Linked DNA regions of Homo sapiens: region 1 is linked to region 2. Evidence: chromatin contacts called from ENCODE Hi-C or POLR2A ChIA-PET data. All regions are on one chromosome and are shown on one strand. Each heading gives the region's core, a stretch centred on a gene start or an enhancer-like site at or near the end of the contact. The rest is flanking DNA. Distances are from core to core; before and after follow the strand shown. Region 1 holds the start of HADHA (hydroxyacyl-CoA dehydrogenase trifunctional multienzyme complex subunit alpha). Region 2 has its middle 17 kb from the start of ASXL2.

Region 1 (2,700 bases), core at 101-2,600, 350 kb before region 2:
CCCTTGTTTCCTGTCCTGCAGAGCTGTCAGTCTGGCGAGTAGTGAGACTCAGACTTATGTCTGAATGCTAGGTCTGTCACAGACTAGAAAATGTATATATTCTGAGCTTCCCAAACTTCATCTAGAAAATGCAAATGATAATAATTTGGGGAATGTGAGGACTAAACAAAAAGGTATGAAGGTGACCAGAGCACAGCAGGCTCTCAATGTGACTTCCTTTTGAAATCAATCACTTTATTCCAGGACTCCAGCCCATCATTCCAGCACAAAAACAGCTACCATGCAATGAAGAACTCTTCACTAGGAGTTAGTAGACTTAGGCTCCAGTCTTATTTCTACTACATATGGCCATGGGTAAAATCACTCTCTCTGATTCGTAGGCAGTTTCTTCACCGCTTAAGTGAGCTGAGGTGTGAACGACCAGATAGATAATCATCCAGATCGGAAAACCCCCGAGAGCGCAGGATTATCTGGATAACGGAGCCGGATGGAGGATTGTCTCCGTTCCTCCCACACTCAAGCCCCGAAAGGTCACCTGACCTAGTCTTATTCTTTACAGCAGAAATCGGGCAAACCCATGGCGCCGTCCACAATCTCTATAGCCGCCGACCTGGGTACAGGGGAAGCAGGCGAAACAACACACACTTCTACGCAGACCAGGGTTACATTAAGGCCGACGCCCACACACGCCCACACACACCCACACACACACACACACCCCCACACCCCCAGACTTCGTTAACTTGTGATGATAAATTAGGGCGCAGGTGACACTACTGTCCCGAACTTCAGCTGGAACGCTAGTCCAAGTCACTGTCCTAACTGCAGCTAGCACTGCCGACCTTGTCCGAGGAGTTTCCTTCCGCTCCCTCAACTCCCACTTTCCCAGGGAGGGGAGGGGGCCGGGGGCACCGGCGACAGTTGCGGGGAAGGAAGTGGAATCTCGCCTTTGGGAAAGCCCGGGCGGAGAGCTGAGGGCTCGCCGTCTCACCTTGGCTGACGTCCGCGAGGACTCCCTCTCGGAGCAAGGTTCAGGTCCAAGTACCAAGGCTCTGCGGGACCAAGGGGCGGGTCCTGCCCAGAAAGGGCCCCTCACCCCGCGGGCGGTCAGGGCCGTTCTTGAGGGCTGCCCTCCGGCCGCCTGACTGGAAAACCAGGCACTCCACCCCCTCCTCTCCGGGCCCCCGTCCTCCCCCGGAGAATACGACCTTTCGGCCATGTTAGCCAGGAGCGAGGGGCAGGGCTAAGGGGCCGGCGGCCACTCGGCATCTGGGTTTTAGTCAGGCAGTGCTCCAGGCGCCTGGCTGCCAGGCTACGGGAGAAAAGTCCTCCGCTCGGCCGCACCCGTTAGAGGCGCTCTCCACTGCTGTCCTCTTCAGCTCAAGATGGTGGCCTGCCGGGCGATTGGCATCCTCAGCCGCTTTTCTGCCTTCAGGATCCTCCGCTCCCGAGGTGAGGCCTGGCCGAGGGCATCCCAGACCTCCGGGCAGAACTCCTGCCGGGACTGGGGTGGCCCCGGAGCCGCGTCTCCCTTTCGCTGCCGCCTGCCCCAGCCCGGAGACGCAGCCCTCTGTGGGGATACTGCCCTGGGACCCGGTTTCCCGTGACCTTCTGAAGAGACTGTCACTTCCCCTCTCACGACTCCTGCGGCGATTTCAGGCTTCCTAACTCCCCAACTTTCTGAGTCTGGTGCCACTCGTTCTGTCACCTTTCCGCGGGTCTCTTGCGTCGCACTTCTGGGCTCACGCCCCTCATATTTTCTTGATCCGGAGTTCCAGGAGAATCGGGATCCATTCTGTCGCATCTTTGTGGCTCCACAGCACCTTGCCCCGCAACAAGAGCTGTCTTAAAAACAGCACCTTACCCCGCAACAAGCGCTGTCTTGTATGGGATTAATCAGCCTTGCAGATCACTGCCCCTCCCTGCTCCGTTCCCTCAAAACCATTTTTGTGCTTACTACCCCAATCAAGTAGGGAGCTCAACTCTTGCAGTTTCAGTAATGTCAGTGTGAACGTATAGTATTTTGAATTTCAGCGGGAAGTTCTGCAACTTACTGGAAGACACACTTTAAAAATACGCTAATACCTCTACCTTAAGCAATAAAATGTTAGATCGTTCTGAGAACGATTTGTAATCTGATGATTCCCAGTCAGCCTGTATTAGCTAGTGTTTTTCCTTTTCAAACTGGCAGTGAAAGGGTTAAAGTGGGTGGTTGTAGGAAACGTTGCATTTTCTTTCCATCCCAAATCTGTAAAGTCAAAAGTGGACAACGTTTTATTGCATGTTGTGCTTAATAAGTTACTTAACTAGAAATTTTAACTTTTAATTTAATTTGTAATATGAATTACCTCTCTTCCCTCTTCCGGAACCGCTGAAGTAGTATGCTTTTTTTAGACAAGTAGCTGAAATCCCTTACTGTAAGGGGATTTTTTTAATGATTGAATATTTTTCTGCTCCCTTTTTTCAACAGCTGTTTTTAGTCTCCACAAAACTGTAGCATGTATTTGCCAATTATAACATAAGCACATTATAGAACATTGAAATGCTGTAAGGATTGAGGAAAGAGATGAAAAAAAAACGAATCACCCATTGTCTTACTACTCATATGCTTACCTACGGTTAGCCTTCGGTTATGTTTCCTTACAGGTTTGGTGGTTTTTTTCCCCTATTTTCACAACACTTTTGAAAAGTAACGTGTAA
Region 2 (2,700 bases), core at 167-2,666:
GCTGAGGCAGGAAAATTGCTTGAACCCAGGAGGTTCAAGTGAGTGGAGGTTGCAGTGAGCCGAGATCGCGCCATTGCACTCCAGCGCTCCAGCCTGGGTGACAGAGTAAGACTCTGTCTCAAAAATAAATAAATAAATAAATAAATAAATAAATAAATAAATAAATAAGCTGGGTGTGGCGGCGCGTGCCTGTGGTCCCAACTACTTGGGAGGCTGAGGCATGAGAATTGCTTGAACCCAGGAGGCGGAGGTTGCAGTGAGCTGAGATTGCACCACTGCACTCCAGCCTGGGTGACAGAGCAAGATTCTGTAAAAAAAAATCAATAAAATAAAATAAAAATCCAGAAGCAAAAATCTCACTTTAGAAGAAAAAGTTAGTCTTAAATCTAAGATCAGAACACATAGCGTGTTATCTACCTTTCCTGAGTTGCAAATGGTAGCAAAAATAAATGGGTTGGTTTCCTCTCCTTCATTCTAATATTTTCTACATCTTGTGATAGTTAACATTTTTGAGCATCAGCTATGAATCCAAACCTCCCGTTCATTTTACCTAATCCTCAGAACATCTACTATGCCAATTAGTTCTAGTTTAAATTCAGGACCACACCTCTCAAAAGGACTGTCAACGCTGCCAAGCAGTCCCACTACACTTCCCCAATACATTCTTTCCTCCATTCTCCAAAGCAACTTTTTCACACATTCTCTCTCTCTGCAAATCTCCCACCTCCTCCTCCACTTCCTCAGTCCTGCCTACCTCTCCCACATCTTCCCAGATCCCTCTCCACTTCACTCCATTCTAGATCTTTGTTAGGTTCTGTTGACATTCCAAACTCTCTCCTCTGCCTTATGGCTTTTGAAACTCCCCTTCCCTCTCATTGGAATGCTCCACACCCTGATCCTTAGAGGGCTAGTTGCTTTTTGTCTTCCTTACTTCTGTCTCAGCTCAAATATCAAATTCTCAGAGAGGCTTTTCTTGTCATCTAACAATGCCTCCACCCAGTCATTGTCTTTCACATCAGCTTGTTTTACTGTCTTCCTAGAATTTATAAATATCCCATATTGTCTTGTCTATTTATTTCTCTCTCATCTCTACTTGAATAAAGCTCCATGACAGGCTGGGCACAGTGGCTCATGCCTATAATCCTAGCACTTTGGGAGGCCAAGGTGGGGAGGATCACTTGAGCCCAGGAGTTGGAGACCAGCCTGAGCAACAGGGCAATACCCTGTCTCAAAAAAAAAGAAAAAAAAAAAAGCAAGCTCCGTGACAGCAGGGCCTCCCTTACCCGATTTAATTCTGTATTCTCAACACCCAAGTCTGAGTCTGTCACATAATAGGCATACAAGAATAAAGATTTATTGGCCAGGCATGGTGGCTCATGCCTGTAATCCTAGCGCTCTGGGAAGCTGAAGAAGGCGGATCACCTAAGGTCAGGAGGTGGAAACCAGCCTGGTCAACATGGTGAAACCTCCGTCTCTACTAAAAATACAAAAAGTAGCCAGGCATGGTGGCATGTGTTCGTAGTCCCAGCTACTCTGGAAGCTGAAGCACAAGAATTGCCTGACCCTGGGAGGCAGAGGTTGCAGAGGGCGACTCCATCTCAAAAACAAAAAAAAAAGATTTATTAAGTAAATTATTCCCACACTGAAGATCAGAGAATCCAAATAAATTACATAAGTTCACTCAGCTAGTAAATAACAAAGTTGGAATAAACCTAAGTCTATTTAGGACCAGGCTATATCCCCATTTATATAAAAATGGATTTGGCCTCTGAAGAGTATTTGTGAATGTGAAGAGCATGTAAGACAACTTCAGGATGAATAGTCAAATTCCTCAGGCCAAAAACCAAGGAGATGCTGAGGACATCTGGCAGGACAAAGCCCGCAGTAACTAAGGAGCAGCATGGCCTGGCTGTTCCCAGCTTGCTCCTGGCTGGCCTCCAACTCCTCTGCCTTCCCTCCTGTTTCCTGCAGTCTCTGAACCTTTGGCCACGTGCACTACAGTACAGTTTCAGACAGCCTCTGATTTTCCCTTCATGCCCATCAGGCGAACTAGTTCATGTCTGCCAATAGCATTCAATAAGAATGCAGGAGGCCAGGCGTGGTGGCTCACACCTGTAATCCCTGAGCTTTGTTTGGGAGGCTGAGGCAGGCCAACTGCTTGAGCCCAGGAGTTCGAGATCGGCCTGGGCAACATAAGGAGACAAGATTTTTATAAAAAATACAATAATTAGCCCAGCATAGTGATGCACACCTGTAGTCCCAAGCTACCTGGGAGGCTGAGGTGGAAGGGTTGCTTGAACCTGGGAGGTCAAGGCTGCAGTGAGCCAAGATTGCACCACTGCACTACAGCCTGGGCAACAGAGGGAGACCTTGTTTTTTGTTTTTTTGGTTTTTTTTTTTGGGATGGAGTCTCACTCTTGTCATCCAGGCTGAGGTACAGTGGCATGATCTCAGCTCACTCAACCTCCAATTCCCGGGTTCAAGCGATTCTCCAGCCTTAGCCACCCAAGCTGGGATTACAGGTATGCGCCACCATGCTTGGATAATTTTTGTGTTTTTGGTAGAGAAGAGGTTTTGTCTGCTCTGTCACCCAGGCTGGAGAGACAGATCTCAAAAAAAAAAAAAAAAAAAGCAAGTATCACAAGATGCACTGCAAATACAATAATGAACATGGCAGACACTGTCCCTACACCTACTGCT

Evidence for each region. Hi-C counts contacts between places; a loop is a spot of excess contacts on that map. ChIA-PET counts read pairs that join two places held with the same protein, here RNA polymerase II (POLR2A).
Region 1: POLR2A ChIA-PET joins it to region 2 with 13 read pairs in activated CD4-positive, alpha-beta T cell. The contact joins the promoter of HADHA here to the enhancer-like site in region 2. A Hi-C loop is called at or near these places in 1 of 168 maps with a recorded cell type or tissue (dorsolateral prefrontal cortex). POLR2A ChIA-PET finds 5 or more read pairs at or near these places in 1 of 52 experiments (activated CD4-positive, alpha-beta T cell).

Annotation. Positions count from the first base shown.
Region 1 is chr2:26,243,282-26,245,981 of GRCh38, reverse strand. It overlaps HADHA (hydroxyacyl-CoA dehydrogenase trifunctional multienzyme complex subunit alpha), which reads left to right and starts at 1,350. Exons shown (of 20, transcript NM_000182.5): 1 at 1,350-1,452. The coding sequence starts at 1,386. HADHB (hydroxyacyl-CoA dehydrogenase trifunctional multienzyme complex subunit beta) reads right to left here and starts at 1,043. Exons shown (of 16, transcript NM_000183.3): 1 at 992-1,043. RefSeq lists enhancers at 1-15, 874-973, 828-1,508.
Region 2 is chr2:25,893,952-25,896,651 of GRCh38, reverse strand. No RefSeq gene overlaps it. Among named protein-coding and RNA genes, the nearest start is that of ASXL2, 17 kb to the right of the region's middle. Within about 2 kb of position 1,416, at least 2 of the 41 ENCODE cell types and tissues checked have a DNase peak (open chromatin) inside an H3K27ac peak, as active enhancers do.